2 separate regions of the Homo sapiens genome follow, and region 1 is linked to region 2. The links are chromatin loops, found by intact Hi-C in ENCODE. Cell type or tissue: MCF 10A. All regions are shown on one strand. Each heading gives the region's core, and the rest is flanking DNA. Links, peaks and the distances in the headings are about the cores only. Region 1 has its middle 150 kb from the start of PHACTR3. Region 2 has its middle 9.3 kb from the start of ANKRD60.

Evidence for each region. Hi-C counts contacts between places; a loop is a spot of excess contacts. Peaks named below come from ENCODE experiments on the same cell type or tissue, not always from the same donor. Only the 100,000 strongest peaks of a DNase experiment are listed, where the experiment ranks them.
Region 1: it touches region 2 in a loop (29-fold over the local background); 7 of 110 quality-filtered maps call a loop at or near these places.

Annotation. Positions count from the first base shown.
Region 1 is chr20:59,451,872-59,460,918 of GRCh38, forward strand. It overlaps the pseudogene PIEZO1P1. Among named protein-coding and RNA genes, the nearest start is that of PHACTR3, 150 kb to the right of the region's middle. In MCF 10A, for the core only: a CTCF peak has its summit at 4,078; no DNase peak of the experiment used is centred there.
Region 2 is chr20:58,233,402-58,242,448 of GRCh38, forward strand. It overlaps the pseudogene PPP4R1L. Among named protein-coding and RNA genes, the nearest start is that of ANKRD60, 9.3 kb to the left of the region's middle. RefSeq lists a silencer at 3,724-3,773 and an enhancer at 8,063-8,563. In MCF 10A, for the core only: a CTCF peak has its summit at 3,847 (motif pointing right); DNase peaks (open chromatin) are centred at 3,400 and 3,860.

The sequences.
Region 1 (9,047 bases), core at 805-8,804, 1.2 Mb after region 2:
AGACACTTGGATCTCCTTTCTCTCCCGAGGATATAGTTATCCTCAGACTGAGCTGGAGCAAACATTCAGCCAGGGATAAATTTATGACTTTAGCTCATACAAGATGTGATACATTTGCACATAGCCAATTAGCATTGGGCTTCTCAAGCGGATGTCCAGATTCACCCTTGGGTCCTCAAAAAACTTCCAAAAGACAGCTGGATGTGAAGCTGGAATGCCCCAGTTGGAAAAAGCCTCCACTATTTATTGGCTCTATTATTCAGAGGGCAAGCTAAGCCATCTTGAGGCCTCACTTTCCTCATTTACAGAAGGAATTAACACGGTTTACATGTGGTGTCAAGATCACACGAAAGCATGAACATGCAAGTTTCCAGCATGGTGTCCAGCCTTCCTGTCTCTCTCCAGACCTCCCTTTCTTATTTGTTCACTCATCCATCCATCCATCATGGACTCCCGGTCATATACCAGACACCATGCTGTCACTGGGCACAGAGCTGTCAACAAGAGAGATTGTCTCTGGCCATGTGCAACTCACAGACTGAAGAGGAGAGAGAACTTTTCCAGACTTTGCTGGGAAGAGAGCAAAGCAGCGATGCTTCAGAGAGCACTGGGCAGGAGAGCCGGAAGTAGTCAAGGCCGGCCGCTGTGGGGTGGGAGAGAGGGGACAGTAGTGTTAACACCCCTGCAAGGGCATCTTTTTGAGCACCCCATCTGTACCAGACACCCTGCCAGCCTCTGAAAACAACATTGATTAAAAAGAACATCCCTGGCTGCCACCCTCATGAAGTTCACGATCTAGTGGGGGATATGGCTGTTACCCAAAGAATCACACAAAGAAGTAGAAAATGATGAGATTGGTGTGGGCAAAAGGAGGGGCTCGGTGCCAAGACGGCCTATGTTAGGGGGATTTGGCCCATTAAAGGGTCTGGGAACATGGCCCTGAAGCAACTGTGTTCGAGCTGAGCCCTAAAGGTGGAGTACGGCCAGGGCAGAGGGAACTACTAGGCCAGGAGTGCCTGGGGTGTAGGGCAGTGGAGTGCCTGGGGTGTAGGGCAGTGAAGGCCCTGAAAGGAGGCCGAGGGCAGGGTGCAGCTGGAGGAGGTGCAGGTGTAGGAGAGCCTTGTGGGAAAGCCTGGCCAGGCTGGCTGCCCAGGACTGGGCCAGGCTAACAACGCAGCATGGTTCTGCAGATCGCAGGAGGCGGCCCGGGTGCCAAGCAGCGCATGAGTGACCCGAGCATCGGGGGAGGTGCATCTGCCCTCAGAAGGCAGGCAGAGTCGTTCTCTAGTCTCTTTTGCTCCGTTTCCCATCTTACCCCTCCTTGTCTTCCCTGGGTCGGGAAGGACCGAAGGGGGCCCAGCCCAGCGAGTTGGGAGCCCAAGTTGGAGGTGACTTCCACCTTAGTTTGCTGCCCTAAAGGTACTGCCCCCGGGATTCCCTTCCAGGGGCATCTTATGTATGTGACTGTGTTCTGCTCCTTCCTGGTCACCTCAGTGGTACCGCACTGCAGACACTGGAGTACATTTTACTGATGGCAGGACAACCTAGGTTGAAAATTAGTTTTTGCAGCAATGTTTATAAAGTAAAAGATTGAAAACCCTGTGTCATGTCCATCAGTAGGGAATGGGTTGAACAGCTCACAGCAGGACTCCTTAACTCTGGCATTATTGACATTTGGGGGGTGGGGAATTCCCTGTGGTGTGGCCTGTCCTGTGCATTGCAGGATATTTAGTAGCATCCTGGAGGGCAGAATCACCCCCCAGTTAAGAACCACTGGATTAAGATTCATATACGCTATTGTCTTGTTGCTCAGCTCAAGAAAAGAAGGGAGGGTCCCTTTTCTGATTAGGAATCCCAAGCAGACCCAGCATGAGCAGCCCTCCCTTGAAGCCAGCAGCTCAGTGTGAAGAGCTCCCAGACAGCCCTTGTCAGGCCTGGGGACAGAGGAGGGTGAGGACTTGAAAAATCACCAGCAGAGAGTAGAAATGGAAACCACCTGTGCACAGTTTTCCTCTATGCGGGCTGGCTCTGCAGCTGCAATAAGAAACATCGAGAAAAGCTGATGAAGTGGGGAAAAGGATCCAGAACAGATGTGTTTCCTGTACACATTTCAAATGTGCCGGGCAGAGGCCGGCGGAGGCCCTATGGGACGCAGAGAGGCCCTGCTGTGTTGAGGTCCCAGCTGCCATTTTGCCTGCCTTCTTGGGCTCCAGGATGTTGGCCTCAGGCTCCCCGCTGACCAACCCTGTTTGGGGTTAAGTGAACACCGCTGGACAGACGTCAAGTCATGAGAAAAACTCCATCCTGAGAGTCATCTTAAGCTTCTTGGGATTTCAGTATGCCCAATTGATTCCAGCTGGTGTCAAATCAGCATATTTTGCCTAATTACATTCATTTTTGCAGGTGGTCGCCATCGGTTTCATTTACAAGAACTCAGAGTAGCCCCAAGAAATGAACTAGATAGCTGGCAGAGCAGTCCACAGTGGGGAAAAAGTCTGTTTTTGTGAACACTGAATTGACATATGCTTTTCCATAAACCCAGGCTTGCAAGGAGTCGTGCTCATGGCCTCCTTGTCTACTTTCCATCCCTCAGTCTCTCTCTCTTTTTAAGGCATAAATGTGAAAAGAAAACAAATCTCTCCTCTCCTATCTTCCCCGGCCCGACTCAGGGATTTGAACGCTGCTCATTGCTGGCCCAGCTGAACCAGGGGGCCCAGACCTTAGCCTCCTTTGGAAGACTGCCATGTAAATCAGTGGCCTACACCAAGTTTTCTCAGTAATGTGAGTCCTTCCTTTCCCTAAAAATGGGAAATGGGGCCTCCACAGGTCATCAAAAATGTGGCTTAAGCCTGGTGTGGTGGCTCATGTCTGTAATCCCAGCACTTTGGGAGGCTGAGTGGGTGGATCACCTGAGGTCAGGAGTTCGAGACCAGCCTGGCCAACATGGTAAAACCCCATCTCTACTAAAAATACAAAATTAGTTGGGCATGGTGGCACATGTCTGCAATCCCAGCTACTTGGGAGGCTGAGGCAGGAGAATCGGTTGAACCTGGGAGATGGAGGTTGCAGTGAGCTGAGATGGCACCACTGCACTCCAGCCTGGGCGACAGAGTGAGACTCCGTCTCAAAAAAAAAAAAAGAAAAAAGAAAAAAAAAGAAAAAGAAAAAATGTGGCATAAAAACAGAACATCTGGCCAGAGATCATTGTTTAATGGAATCCTCTCCAAGGGTTCTCTCTCTTGCAGACCCGTCCAGGGCATTTCAGAGAGAAGAGCCTCGAAGCCCAGCCCGGAGAGGCAGACCAGAAACAACTGAAAGCAGGCCGGGGAAGATAGGAGAGGAGAGATGTGTTTTCTTTTCGTATTTAGGCCTTAAGATCCAGCCCATGTCAGCCTATCTCCTCCCCAATTGCGGGAGTCAGACACATGTCCCCCGGAACAGAACAAGGTGTGCAGCTGGGGAGGAGACGTGCCACTGTCTAGCTTGGGGCCCACCTGCCATGTAGCTCCCAAATAACATAGTGAAGTGGTTAAAGGGCACTTGTTCTGGAGCCAAGTGGACCCAGGTCCAAATGACAGCTTTCTGACTGACTTTCACTCACTTACCTGGGACCTTAGGCAAGTGACTGGTAGCACTGAGGTCCTGCAACATGTGGGCAACCCTATCTCCCCCGGGGGTGACTGTGAGATCAGAGGAAATGTGTGCAAAGCACTAGCACAGGGTGAGGCTTTGGCACACAGTGCACTGGGCTGGCTGTGATACATGGTAGCTGGCACAAGGTCAGGTCTCAGACTGCTGCAAGTATTACAGGGCAGTGAGACATTGTAGCCATTGCAGTTATCATCAATATTCCCTAGCTCTGATAATTCTCTCTCCTCACCCCAACCTGTGGGAGTATAGAAAATGGGTACTAGCAGGAAAAAAAGCCCAGGGTTTGGCAGGATTCAGGCCATTTCAGGGCTGTTTATGGACAGAAACTTCTCAGTCTTTGGATCACGGCAAGGAAATTTTTTTCCAAATCCTTGGGTAGCTCATTTGTGAGGCAACAGCACCCTCTCTGGTCGGAAAGCAGCATTTTCTCTAGAATTTTCTCTGGGGGCTTCAGGGCACCTACACCCAAAAAGTGAACAGGTGTGTAAATGAGTGTGGTGTGGTCTTTATCCAAGGAGGTCAGGGCAACCTCAGCATCTCCCCCTTATCTGTGGGCGACTGCATCCATTTCTTCCCCCTCATTCTTCCCAGCTTTCATTGCTTCTGAACTGCTGACAGTGGGGACAGTGGGGACAGTGGGGAGGGAAGTATCTGTGTCTGAGGAGCCCGCAGTACCCCCTCTCAGGCTTAGCCACACTGGCTGCCTGCTCCAGTTCCACCCTCGGGGCCAGCACTTACTCGGCATATCCGAGTTTTGGTTTGTCCTGGCCTTTTACAGTCCTGGGAACTGTGACTGGACCTCCACTCACACTGACCTCTCCCCAGCACCCTTCTCCACCACCACTACAGAAACTTGCATGCTATTTGGTTTGGAAAATTCCAGAAGGCCCGACTCTCCTGTGGGTCTGTGTCACCCCTGACCAAGTCCCAGCTCTGAGGTCTCAGGCAGGCCAAGCTGCCTCTCTGAGCTCCTAGAGCCTCAGCCCCGGAGGGGCAGTGGTGGGGCATTCACAAAGTAATCTGTGGTCATACCTGGCTCCAGCAAGCCCACAGGCTGTGCCTGCCATGCCGACACGCCCCTTCACACTGCCAGCAAGTGGCTGCGTGGTCCTGTCTCGGGGGCTTCCCCCACCTGTGGTCCGGGTGTTGTCCCATTCAGCCTTGTGACATCTCTGCGAGCTCCCCTTCTCGTTGCCAACCTACCCTGAGAGATGCAGCTCAGAGAGAGGAGCGGGCCCAGCCTGCTGGGGGTGTCCCTCCAGTCTAGAGCGAGACTCTCACCCAGGCCCCCCATGGCCCAACAGAACCCTGGGGGCTTCCAGGCCCCACACCCGCTGCTCCTCACGACCCCTTTTCTCTGTCTCCATGGAAGCTTGGAGATACAAGTTGGAGAGAACAAAAGCTCGGGGGCCCTTCCCGGCCACTCCCAGCCCGGCTCCCTGGGCCTCCGCCCGCGGGCTGACAGCACAGAGAAGCTTCAGGAGCGGTTCAGCTTTGCTCTCACCTGCTCTCTTGAGCAATCTGTGATGGCTGTCAGAGAAACGCCTGCTTTAATTAGTTCTTCACTGATTACTATTAAGTGGCACGTTATGTAATTATCCCAGGGCAGGCCCCAAATGGAGTCTATTTCAAGCAGTTACCTGAATTTTGTGAATGAAAATTATGGTGATTCCATCTCGACTACACCACCCGGCACCCAATCAACACATATAGTGGCAAACCCAATAACCCTCCAACGGGCGGTGAACAATGCCATGGCTCCTGCGTCCAGGCTGCCTGGCAGCTCACGGGATGCTCACAATGGCCCTGACAAGTGTTTGTCTCACAGGTTGGAAAACTGAGGTTCAGAAAGAGTGGGTAATTTGCCAAAGTCACACAGCTGGGAAGTCACACAGCTGGGACTGGAGCTCAGGCAGTCCAGCTCCAGAGTCCCAGCTCCTAACCTCTATGCAGTTTAGTTAGTGACTACAACTGCTGTTTATTTAGTGGCTTATGTTGTTAGTTAACCACAGAGATAGATGATTTGTACGCATCATCTTTCCTAATCCTCACTACCAAGTGGAGGTGGTATTATGCCCATCGTACAGATACAGAAACTGAGGCACAGAAAGATCTAGCTAGCTGGAAGTGGCAGAGATGGTTTTCTATGGCTTGACAAGCCTCTTAGCACGTACTCTTAGCTAGGAGGCAGTACTGTGGAAAGGTTTGCCTTTGTCCAGAAATAGAAAGTGTAAGACCCCATCAGAGCTAATGCTCATTCAGCACCTGCTCCGTCCAGGCACTTCCCTTGGATCATTCAATGCCCACATCACCTTTGTGGGATTGGTCCAATTATTATCCCCCCTTTCACAGATGAGGAAACTGAGGGTAAGAGGAACTGGGGGAAAGACTTTGTGAAGGTTCCACAGCTGGTGTGTAGCAGAACCAGGACATAAGGTTGCTAAAACCACAGCCTAAGCTCTTAGCTGTCACTCTATCAGTTACCAGGATTAATATCACCACACACGGCCTGACCTCTGTTTAGGAATGTGCTTTGGCCAGAAAATGAATTCTAAATTATTGTTCCTTCAGGATGGGCAGTAGGGTACTAAGAACACACTACTTCTTCACTGGCCTTTGCTCTGAGAAGAGGGATGTGCTGGACATGTAGTTGCCTGGGACTGGGGCGCTGGGAGGTGATTGGCTCATGGAACTGGTGGTAAGAAAACCCAGGATGTACATTTTTTTTTTTTTGAAACAGAGTCTCTCTCTGTCGCCTAGGCTGGAGTGCAGTGGTGTGATCTTGGCTCACTGCAACCTCTGTCTCCTGGGTTCAAGCAATTCTCCTGCCTCAGCCTCCCGAGTAGCAGGGATTACGGGCACCCCCCACCATGCCTGGCTAATGTTTGTCTTTTTAGTAGAGATGGGGTTTCACCGTGTTGGCCAGGCTGGTCTTGAACTCCTGACTTCAAATGATCTACCCTCCTTGGCTTCCCAAAGTGCTAGCATTACAGGTGTGAACCACCGCACCCAGCCCAAAATGCAAATTCTTATTGCTTTCCCCGAGTCTGCTGGCAATCCTGTCCTTCTTTCTAGACTCCCATCCTTCATCTTTCATATCTTAGGTCCTCTGCCTACTCCTCCAGCGACACCTCCCCAGAGGACAGAGGCTTTTGCATTTGTGGAGAAACCCCTCTATTTCCTTGTCTGCTCAGCATCTAGGCACCCTTCACTGGTAGCAGCAACTTATTCCACCTCGGGGAAGAGCCCACACTCACTCTCAGTCCACATGACTGCCATGGGGTTTACCCTTCCTCCTCCCTGACCTAGTGGGTAAGCATGTGACTCAGCCTGGCCAATCAGAGTCACAGTCATTTGGTTAGTGATGGGCATGTGACCAAATTCAGGCCAGTGAGATCAGGTCTGGGAATTTTGCTGAGATTATTGGGAAGGTTCTCCTTTTCTCCTGCTGGGATGGCAGTCTGGAACTGCTTTTCTGCAAGGCCTGAGAAAGAAGCTGTGGTTATAGTCTTCAAGATGTCCCCTCATGAGTCTCACCTCCTAGTATTCATGTCCTTATGTAGTCCCCTCCCACCTTGGATAAGGCTGGCCTGTGTTACCATAGAAGGTTGCAGGAATGACGGAGTGTGACTTTCAGGCTAGTTCATTAAAGACTTGCAGCCTTTACCCTGATGTCTTGGATCTCTCTGTCTGTCTGGGAAAACCCTGTGGCCATGTTGGGAGGTCACTCAAGCAGCTGTGTGGCGATATCCACATGGAAAGGAACTGGGGCCTCCTGCCAATAGCCATGGGAGTGAGCCCTTTTGGAAACAGATTCCTCAGCTCCAGCAAAATCTTTAGATAACTGCAGGCCTGGTTACTATCTTGACTACAGTCTCATAAGAAACCTCAAACCACTACACCACTTCTAAACTCCTGACCCACAAACACTGTGAGATAATACATGTTTATTGTTGTTTTAGGCAGCTCAATTTTGTGGTTATTTGTTGCAAAGCATTAGGTAGCAAATACAGACACAAATACAGAACACAGCACTGAGAGGTGGAGAATGAATGTCAGATTCCTCATATTTCAACCACCTAGATCCAGCCATGCCTCAAGTCAGCACGCTTTGGTTTGCCGGTTACATGAGCCAACCATTCCTCCTTTGGCTCAAGCCAGTGTGGATTTCTTTGCAACTAAAGAGCCCTCGCCAATACAGAGGTTGTCACGAAAATGTGTGCCCCAGGAGCCAAGAAAAATCTCAACCACCAGATCCCAGGAAGGGCAGGAACCACAGGAGAGGACTTGGGGGTGGAGGCAGCAGGTGGTGGAGGCCCTTTACTCTAATGTCTGCCTGAGGACGCCGCAGCCCTTGCTGCAGGACCTTCCTCCTCACTCACAGTCTCACCCCCTTTACACTAATGTCTGCCTGAGGATGCCACAGCCCCTGCTGCAGGACCTCCTTCCTCCTCACACACAGCCTCACCCGGATTCCCATCTTCTCCTTGTCCTTCTCCTCCCTGACTCACGCTTCCTGCTTTCTTGTTGTTCCAGCTTCTTTGTGGCTTCACCTTCACCTTCGCCACAGGCTCCCCTACACTCAGGCTTCTCCGGGGGTTCAGCCTATAGGGACCCTCAGCAGGAGCTCAGCCAGGGAGAAGAGACTGAGGTTGGTTGTTTATCCCCCTGGTCCCCCCAAATAAGGATCTAAGTGTCAATGGCAGCCCTCTGCTAGCCCTCAGGTCACTGGTGCTGACATCAGATTCCAGTAAGCATTCCTTCCTTTTGCCCCATCTGGCACGAAGGTGGTCATGTCCTCCCACCTGATCTGGGCACACACAATTTTTCTTTCCAATTATATAAATAAAACATTTGTAATTTTAAAAACTCTACAGTTTGCATGGGGGAGGGCAGGGACTATAGCACCAATCAGGCCGTGGGGACACAGTGTCCTCTGACAGCAGCATCAGGGTTCAGGCAGGCCGGGAGGACATATCAGAGCTGGTGGCCTTGGACGGGGCAGCAGCTCCTCCAGCCTGAGGAGTGCCACCCCCTGTGTGGCCGTGCTGCCCAGCAGGCCGGCTCCCTTCCCTCTAGGGTGCCAGCAGCAGCTCCTACTCCTCACGAGTCCACTTGATCATGGTCTCCAGTGAGCGATAGAGGAAGATGAGCTTGGCAGACAGCTCCTCCTCCAGCTCCAGCTCATGGGTCTCGCACGCCAGGAAGATGTCCTGGCAGAGCTTGAGGATGTGGTCCCTGCATGGCAGCTCCTCCAGTGTGATGGAGTGTGAGATCTCGCTGAAGAAGCTGCACATGGACTTGCCCGTGACCAGTGTGACCCCCTCGGCCCACACCTTTATAAACTGTCCCTGTTCTCAATTCCCCTCCATTTTCACCATCTCCTGCCCATGCCC
Region 2 (9,047 bases), core at 774-8,773:
CACTTAATTCTCAGGACTAGCCCTGGAATTCAAAATCAGCCTAGTTTTACAGGTTAAAAAAAAACTCATTTCCAATGTGGTGGTGACACCCAAAGGTCTCATAACCACCAGTGGCAGCGGGGGGGTCTGCGAGCCCAAGTGTAGGTTCTAACTCCTGTGGCAGCAGGGTGGGGACTGTGAGCCGAAGTGTGGGTTCTAACTCCTGTGGCTCTTCTATGCCCGGGTAATTGGTGTCGTGGTGGATGGGTGCTGTGGCGGTGGCTGCTGGTGTTCCCTAGGTGCCAGGCGCCATGCTGGGTAGCTCAGCTTTATCAGCCCACGGAAGCCCATGACAACACTAGAAGGCAGGCACATATTCCTAGGCTCCTTTAAGCAGTGTACATGGCACCCAATGTGTAGCCTTTTACCCCTCACCCCCTCCCACCCTTCCCCCGCAGTCCCAAGAGTCCTTTTGTTTATTTCAGACTTTCTAAATCTCAGATAAAGAATTTAAAAATAAAAGCAAAAACTATTTCCTTTAAGCTTTCTCCACAAATTGATTTGGAACATTGACTCTTCCTTCACAAAAGTCTGTGCCGTCTGTGAGTTTGTGAGTCTGTGAGTTTGTTGTTCACTCTGCCATCCACTGCCCTTCTCAGAGTGGGCTGCCAAAGCACTCCTGTAATGTCCCACTGGTCCAAGAGGGGGCGCTGGTGAGTCCTCTGGTGCCCGTGGTCATCAGGGAGAGAAAGGGGGCTTTGCGGTCTGGGGTCAGGTACGGTCCCAACCACGGCTTCACTGTACTATCAACAAAGCTGGGTGGTGGGTTCACAGAGGTTCATTACAGCAATCCCTCTACCTTTGTATATGCTTGAAAACGTGTGTAATGAAAGTTAAAATGTTTAAAACAATACTTTAGCAGAAAAAAAAAAATCATCGGCTTACACTTCCTGTGTGATCTTGAACAAGTGACCTAACCTCTCTGGGCTTCAAATGTTTCACCTAAAAGAGCTGGTCTAAAGGTAAATGGGTATGCCATGCTCAATACACATTACCTCTTGGTTTTTTTTTTTCTTCCCTGAGATGGAGTCTCACTCTGTTGCCCAGGCTGAAGTGCAGTGATGCAATCTCAGCTCACTGCAACCTCCGCCTCCCGAGTTCAAGCGATTCTCCTGCCTCAGCCTCCCAAGTAGCTGGGATTAAAGGTGCCCGCCATGACACATTACTTTTTATTAGAGAATTAAATGTGTGATGTGATACCTGGCACACAAGAGGTATTCAAGAAATGGCAGCCATTATCACTGCCATTGCTCCTAGGCAAACATAAATCACACCCTCATTTCCAAGAGGCTGAGTAGAGAGGGCGATCTGAGGAGCTGGACAGGATGATACGAACTCTACACATTTACTCTAAAGAGGTTAAAGTCTCTGCCCTAACCCACTGCCCAATTCTTCATCCTGCCTTCCTTCCAAAGCCACTGGCTAAGGTGAGGTGTAGTGGTGGACACAGACCTGTATAGGAAAGGAGTGGACTGTGGGCCTGGCCCTTATCTTACTGGATGGAAATGTGGGAGAGCAGAGGCTTGTTCACTTTGTCTTTAGCATCTAGAATCTGTCTGGACCATCGTAGGTACTCAATCAATAGCTATGTGGCAAATGAGTATGCCAGTGGGGTAACCCTGGGCAAGTCCCTTCACCACACTGGGTTGGTCCCAATGTCCTGTGAGATAACAGGGCTAGGTGAACTAATTCCTCAGTTCCTGGCTAGTGCTCCAGGCTGAGATTCTCTGTCTGGTGAACTTGATTTCATCACGTGGCAGATGTTACCCAGGGTAGATCCCTCCCGGGGTCTTGCTAACCTGACAAATGAAAGCGAAAGCTTGCCTTCCAACCCACTTAGAACAGTGCCGGAACCTTATGATGAGCTCATTGATGAAATTTAACCCCAATGCACTTTCACTGTTGGAATAGAACTTCTGCAGAATTGCCACGACCTGTGAAAAACATCAAAAGAGCACATTTAAAATGCTGCCATCTATTTGAATTACGAATACTACTCTACACGGAAACTAGACATTTTTATGCATCCTTCCACCTTTAAAATGAATTTATAGGCGCAGGAGAAAGTAATTTTTGTCACGGTCATCATTAGAACACAGAGAAAAAAGATGTTTAAATATAGGCAATACACACACACACATAAAACCCTTCATAAAAATGAAACTTCAAAGGAGACTGACATTAGAAAAATACATTCTTAATCTTAAGGTTCCAAATTTTAGAGCATGTCCCCTTGCTTAATAACTAAATCATTACCTTTCAGAACATGTCATTTTTATAAAATTTTAATACCATCAGAGTATCTTAAAATCAATATTGTCAAATGTGATTTTTTTTCATCAGTATTCAGCTGGTGTAAAGCCCACATAAAAAAATAGGATCAGCTTTTCTACAGCAGAGTCTTTGCTCACTAAATATTTTTCTACAAAACCAAGCTGTAAATCAACCTGTATTTTAAAAACACTAACCTATGGCTTAAAGAGTTTCATATATAAAAGGATTACTCCACAATTGCCGTCACTGAAACATATAACAAAAAAAGCTATCCTACAAATTGATAAAACTATAATATAGTTCCTAATTTCAAATTTTAAAAGCTAGTTTCATAGGTTAGCTGACAAAGTAAGCCCAGAAAAATTAAAAGAGTTAAAATGGAAGATACATCAACATTCCTATTTGTAAAAATCACAGAGCAAATGCCCTGATTCCTTACTAGTTTGAAGGAGATCCACCGAACTTCAGAAACTTGATCTGCACACAACTTTAAGGCAATGTGCATTAGGTAATCATAAACATCATTGGGACTATAGAGTTCCAGAATCAGTATCAGCTGTCTGAAATTAAAAGGAAAACAACAACAACAAAAACAACAACAAAAAAAACATTATTTTTGGGCAAAAAAACAAAATTATTGATTTCTTTTTACTGTTATTTCATCTTACAGATAAAAATAGCCAGGCTGGGAAATGAACAGCAAAAGACCCAGCAAGATTTCGGTCTTCAGTAAAATGCCAACAGCAGAAAGCTGAGCAAAATGACCATGCAAAAAAAATGTGAACAAAATTTTAATTCTTCATCTCACACACATACAAATCAAACAAAAAGGAAATAAACTCTGTAAAATAGAGGCTGAGAAATTTATGAATACAGATTTAATATTTCAATTTTAGGTTATCAGTTGAAAAGCACATAAAACTTTAAAAATCAGATAACATAAAAATAGCCAGAATGTTGAAGTTCACAAAGGTCAACAGATCAAGCGAACACTCTGAGATTGCACGACCGCCCCGGCGTTTCTCCGACTGCAAACCGAACCGGATGCTCCTGCTCGCGGCTCTTGGCAGCACGAGGTGGTTTCACTGCAGCGAGGTCCGCTTGGAGAGAACTGGGAGCGCGTGCTCCTTACTCCGAAAGACAAAAGCATGCAGGAGACGGCTGGCTGCGAAAACCCACTACCAAAGCTTTCACTACTTTCTAAATGGGGATGGGGAGAAGGGCATGAAAATAAATGACATTGCTTTCACCCAGGCAACGAAAGGAAATGAAAAAGAGATGGGGAGGAAGTTAGAACCAGAAGCCCGGAGTGCTGGTGAATACTTTCATATCAAAAAGCACCGTTTTCAAAAACATGATACCAATATCATGGGCACCGGAGCACAGAATTCATATCAGTCGCTGTGGCTTCAATAAGCCGGGAGATGGGAGATAGGGCGCGTAGGGGGCTAGATAACGTGGTCGGGCACTGGGGCCGCGCAACCACCCGGGGAAGCCCCGCCGGGCACCGAGCGCGCCTACTTCCCGTGCGCCGCCGCTAGAGGTCGCACTGCTTTCATGGAAAACGTGGGCCTGTTTTTCTCGACTCAGAACAGGATGCTGGGAACATGGTAAAATGACTGAAACCTCAATCTCTCAAATTAAGCAGAATGATTAAAGACCACAGCAAAGAGAAAGGCTTTCGGTTTGCCCCTGGCATCAGCCAAATCATATCCTGAATAGCTGCAAAAGCCTGATGAATTTATTCAGGGAAGACAATTATTTGAGAGATTTCTAGTTGTGGATGAGAAAAATGAAAACTAAAGACACCGAAATGAAAACAAGGTAAAAACTAAAACCCAAACAACAACTGCCACAAACAAATTCCCTCCACACCGTGAAAGGCACATTATATACCTTAGGAAGGGGAGTTATTTAAACTGATGCTTCCACCCTTTCATCATCACTAAAGCCTGGAACATTCCTTTTGCCAGCTCAAGACAGAATTAAATAACTCCTTCAGGCACAAAATGATGTGCAGATAGGAGCCACCTTGGGGAACCTTTTTGTTTCATAATCATCTCATCTGGGTTAGACCCCTTCCTGTCTCCCACAGTAGCTAAAGGGCATTAAGCATGCTGTACCCTACGGAGAGGACCACACTCAGAATGTTCAGGAAAGCTCTGGTAAAAACTGCTCCGATTAATAGGAAAACACTGAAGAGTGGGTGATTCATCTTTTATTTGGTTCAAATAAATTGCCTTCTAGAACAGCAGAACACTCTAATTCGAAAGTGACTCAAGCCCTGTCTTCATCTGAAAATGAATGTCTCCCCGGAGACTGTGGTATTTGTAACTCAGGGTTTTTGGAATTCTGTTTATACCTTAATAAAAACATAATCTCTTTATCTAAAAGAACACTATTGCTGCTGCTTTAGAAATCAATTATATGGTAAGAAAATTAAGATTTATTCCATCTAGTTTGCTTTCTCATATCCCCAAATATGTTTTTACTTACTCTGCTAGTTCATATCGAAACCTCCAATTCCTGCTGTTATCAGTCACTACAAATTCTTGAAGCTGATAAAGATAGTCTCTCCTCTTGTCTTCATGAAGCAACTATTTTTTAAAAATGTATATATAAACAAACATGTATAATCCTTCAAAATGACCCCAAATGCCCCCTTTTATTCCACTTCCAATTATACATTTGTCACTGGCAAGAACTTTTGCATTTCCCCTACACCTCGTCATCTATCACGCAGCGTGGCTGCGAATGAACACTGCTGTACACTGACATCAAATGCATCCCTGAACACCTCCAACCTTTTCCCCTGGCTAGGACATGTGCTTATTATGTATTTCTGAATGCCCCTGAGGTCTTCCTGCTTTAGTAATTTCCTATCTAAAAACAAAAAAACAGACAAACAAAAACCCAGTCTGTGTGTGTTTGGAAGACAGTGTGCCACTGCCGCTTCCCAGGGAGCGAGGCTGCTCGGCACCAGGAGAGGAGAGACTCAGCTGGAGCAGCGCACACCAGAGTCCGTGAAGGGCAGCTCTTGGTCATGTGGATGAGAGTAATTAGTTTCTCTAGGTCATTTTTAAACTCTTATTTTTTATATTCATCGTTCGTTTGGGGGGGAGGGGGGGAAGCCAGAAGGGAAGCAGCAGCGACTTGCAGAAAAAGTGCTTCATGCAGAACAGAGGTTGGACTTCAGCCCAGGCTCTTCCCCTGGGTGACTTCTGGGCAAGTCAGGTCACTACCTGGGGGCCTTGATTTCTTCTTTTGCAAAGAGTGTGCTAGGCTTTGTGTCTACCATCTTCCACAGAATTAAAACTCTAATGGACAGGAAAATGAGGAGAAAAAAGTTTAAAATATTTACCCATCACTGAAAGAACATCCACTTTAAGATTATGGATGGTACATTTCAGCTAAAGAAAGCTAAAAACTGCATTGTTTTTTTCACTGACACCATAGACATCCAGGGCTTCACAAATTTGATTCGGAGAGAGGAGGCTTGTTTTTTGCTTTTAACCCTTCTTCCTACCTTTAGAAAATCATACAGGTGTCTAAGAACTCCTATTCGCACTTCATCCAGATCCTTTAAAAATCCATTGAAGATAGGCACCAGGTCAGCTGCTGTTAACTGATCCCCAAGAATCACAGCCAGCTCGTGAATGGAGAAGGCTAGGGCTCGCCGTACCTTCCACTAGGGGTGCATAGCAGACACACGAATCACGACAAGCAAGTGCAATTCAACCTCTTCCGTATCTTACATGGCATTTTTGGAGCAAAATGAATACTGCCAGGTGTTGGCCACTTAAAGCTTTATTTCATCAGAGACCAGTAAACATGCCAATTTGCATCCACATAAAATTCAGGCCAATAAGCCTTGCTGCAGCTTCCCTTTTCTCCCTAATGAATGACCCACCCTCTTTCTGCACGTGCCTCTGGAAAGGCTTTTACCTGTACATCAGAAGCCAGTGTTTCATATGTATCTTTCAGGCAGTGCCAATTTTGCCTGCCCAGGGTCAGTGCCACCCCTGGGAGGCTGTAGGCACAGTGTTTGGCTATGTCAGTATCGACAGTCTGGGCTCGAGCTGGGTCAGTCATGGACACATACTGATCTAGCAGCGGCTGAGGTATTACATCCTGGGAAATGAGAGAGAAAGGAGGCCATCGTGAATGCAGGAAAATACTCATGAAAAACAAGGAGTTTGGAGTTTAGAGGTGAAAACAATAAAGCAGAAATGTGAGAGGAACATGAGGCCTTCCTAAAGCCAAAGGGCTTCAGATTGCCAACTCTGTTTTCTCCAGAGAGTGGGTTTTCAATTTTGCTTGAAGTGAAAGCAACACCCAAAACTCATCTTCTTAAGATTGGCACAATATTTGATATCATAGAGGACAGTCTAGACAGCAATGTCTGCTTAGGCTGGTACATCCAGCTCTTGAGAATGGAGACTGCCTTCTCTTTTCTTACAACTGCCCCAAGAACCTAGCACCTGAGACCTTATACTCTGATAATCACGTCTATGTTTGACTGTGCTTGACTGAGATAGAACTCAATCAAATCAGTGTTAGATGTCTTATTTTTTTCTCATATTAGTTTGCTTTATTGAAAACACTATTATAGATTGTTCAGAAGCTTAAACACTACCTTACAATTAATTTTTTACAATTAGCAACACGAAATATGAATTAAAATATGTAATCAATATTGATAGAAGAAAAAATATTTGGTTCCAATTCTTAAAGTTAACTTTAAGAAAATACACAGTTTTGAGTTGCCTCCCCGCCCCCCCGCCCCCGAAAGAAACGAACCTGTAATTTAGATTTATTCTCTTCAAGTGGGGTGGGATCCTGCCTCTGGTCAGTCTCCAGATGGTCACTGGTTCCATTTCTGGGTCCACCTGGATCCTACAGAGTTGATTGGACATGTTACCAATTTGCTCCAAAGGAAGCAGCTGTCCTGTCACTTCCCCTTCAAAGAGTCCTTTTTCAATGCCAGAAATTACTTCTGTAAGCCAAGGCAAAAGCTTTCCTTGAAGTCAATGGTATCTTTCCAGATGTTAAAAATTACATTTGCACAGTTACATATGATACTGTATAAACCAGTTCTTTTAAGTGCAAAGGAAAATTGATTTCATACATTTTAATTTCAAGACTGCTGGAGGTCCTTACAGAAATACAAAGGCTAAAGTGAAAGCACTGAGGAGCAACCCTGTGAGTTTGCATCCACTATTCCTTATGCCCTAGGGACTCCCTGGTATGGCTAACCAACACCTTTAAGTAATATTCACATGTTTAAGGCACAGACTACTCCAGAAGGGTGAGGTTTGCAAGAAGTGGTAGAGCCAGCACCTCCAGCATTTCTTGGTAATCAGGGATTGCAGCAATGGTGGGTCCCTGAAAGAGGATGGGGGCTGGGGAACCCAATGAATCTGAGAGAAAAGATGTGGCTGATACAGGAGTATTTAATCAGAAAATTGTCCTAGATTTTCACAGGTACAAACACTCCTGATGTTCGCTGATAAACCTTTACATTAGGTAAACAATTAAAATGAACAAGAACATTCAATGGTGACATTTTGGTCTCTGATCGTTGATTAACATTAACTGAGATGGACCTGACCTTCTCCTTCAACCATAACATGGATTTCCAAGTTGCACTTGAAATGTCATACTGTCTACCAGCTTAATGGATTCTGACAAATCAGCTCAATGTATGATCCAGGAAAGTCGATTAACACACCGATAGATGCTTCGTTTGCTCTGAGGCGCGCCACCAGAACCTTCAATTCCCAAGGTTTTCACTGATATGTACTATTTATTTTAACAGAGGACATGATAAAACAGAAATATTTTGGTATAAAAACCTAAGACCTCAATTTCTTGTGGTCTTATTATTAATAAATTCACATATAGTAACAAGATGTGTCATTAGAATCACTATTATCCCTTTAGAAATTAATTTTATTCCAAAGTCTTCAGTGCAAGCATATGTGCAGCACTTAATCCAGGAGCCAAATCAAGGCTTAAGCAAATCACCACAAGTCATGGCACCTCCAGAAGGTATTGTGAGTTCCCCAAACCCCAGTGGGACACCATGCTGGCTGGCTACCTGTGCACCCACCACTCAGCATCCAGCAGCCTTCTTTCTAGCAGGATCCCGACTCAGGGGGCTCCCATGTTTCTGCCCAGTTCACCATGCTCAACCCATGAATGCACACCGTGACTGTGGCCAGGAAGAGGGAGGCAGAAGGAGAGGGCAGGGAGGTGGTTTCCCGCCTGGGGTGTCCTTGTTCTTCAAAAGAGACAAGTGGGAAGACACAGGCCCCGCCTTCCACTGGGCATTTCATGCTGACAAAAGCCACCACAGCAGAGGGGAAGGGTGGACAGATCAGCACCAAAGGTATGGAGTCTAGCAGCCCAGAAGCTGCCCAACCACAGCACTTCTTCCTCTTGTCTTGTGCAAGAGAACATTTTCCTCATGGTTCTTGGAGTTTTTTATTTCCTCTCCCTTCTTTTGCGACAGGAAGCATCCTAATTAATCCCACTAGGATCTTGGAGTCAAGCCGCAAATTCAAGGGCTCTGCCCTCCCACACCATAAAACAGGCTCCATTACACAAACCCTTTTAAAGCTGCAACTCAAAAGCCCCAGCCTGGAGGAATCTGTTCTTTTTTTTTTTTTTCACCTCTATGATAAAGAAGTCCAAATACTATCACATCCCCACCAAGGTAAATGTGGTCACAC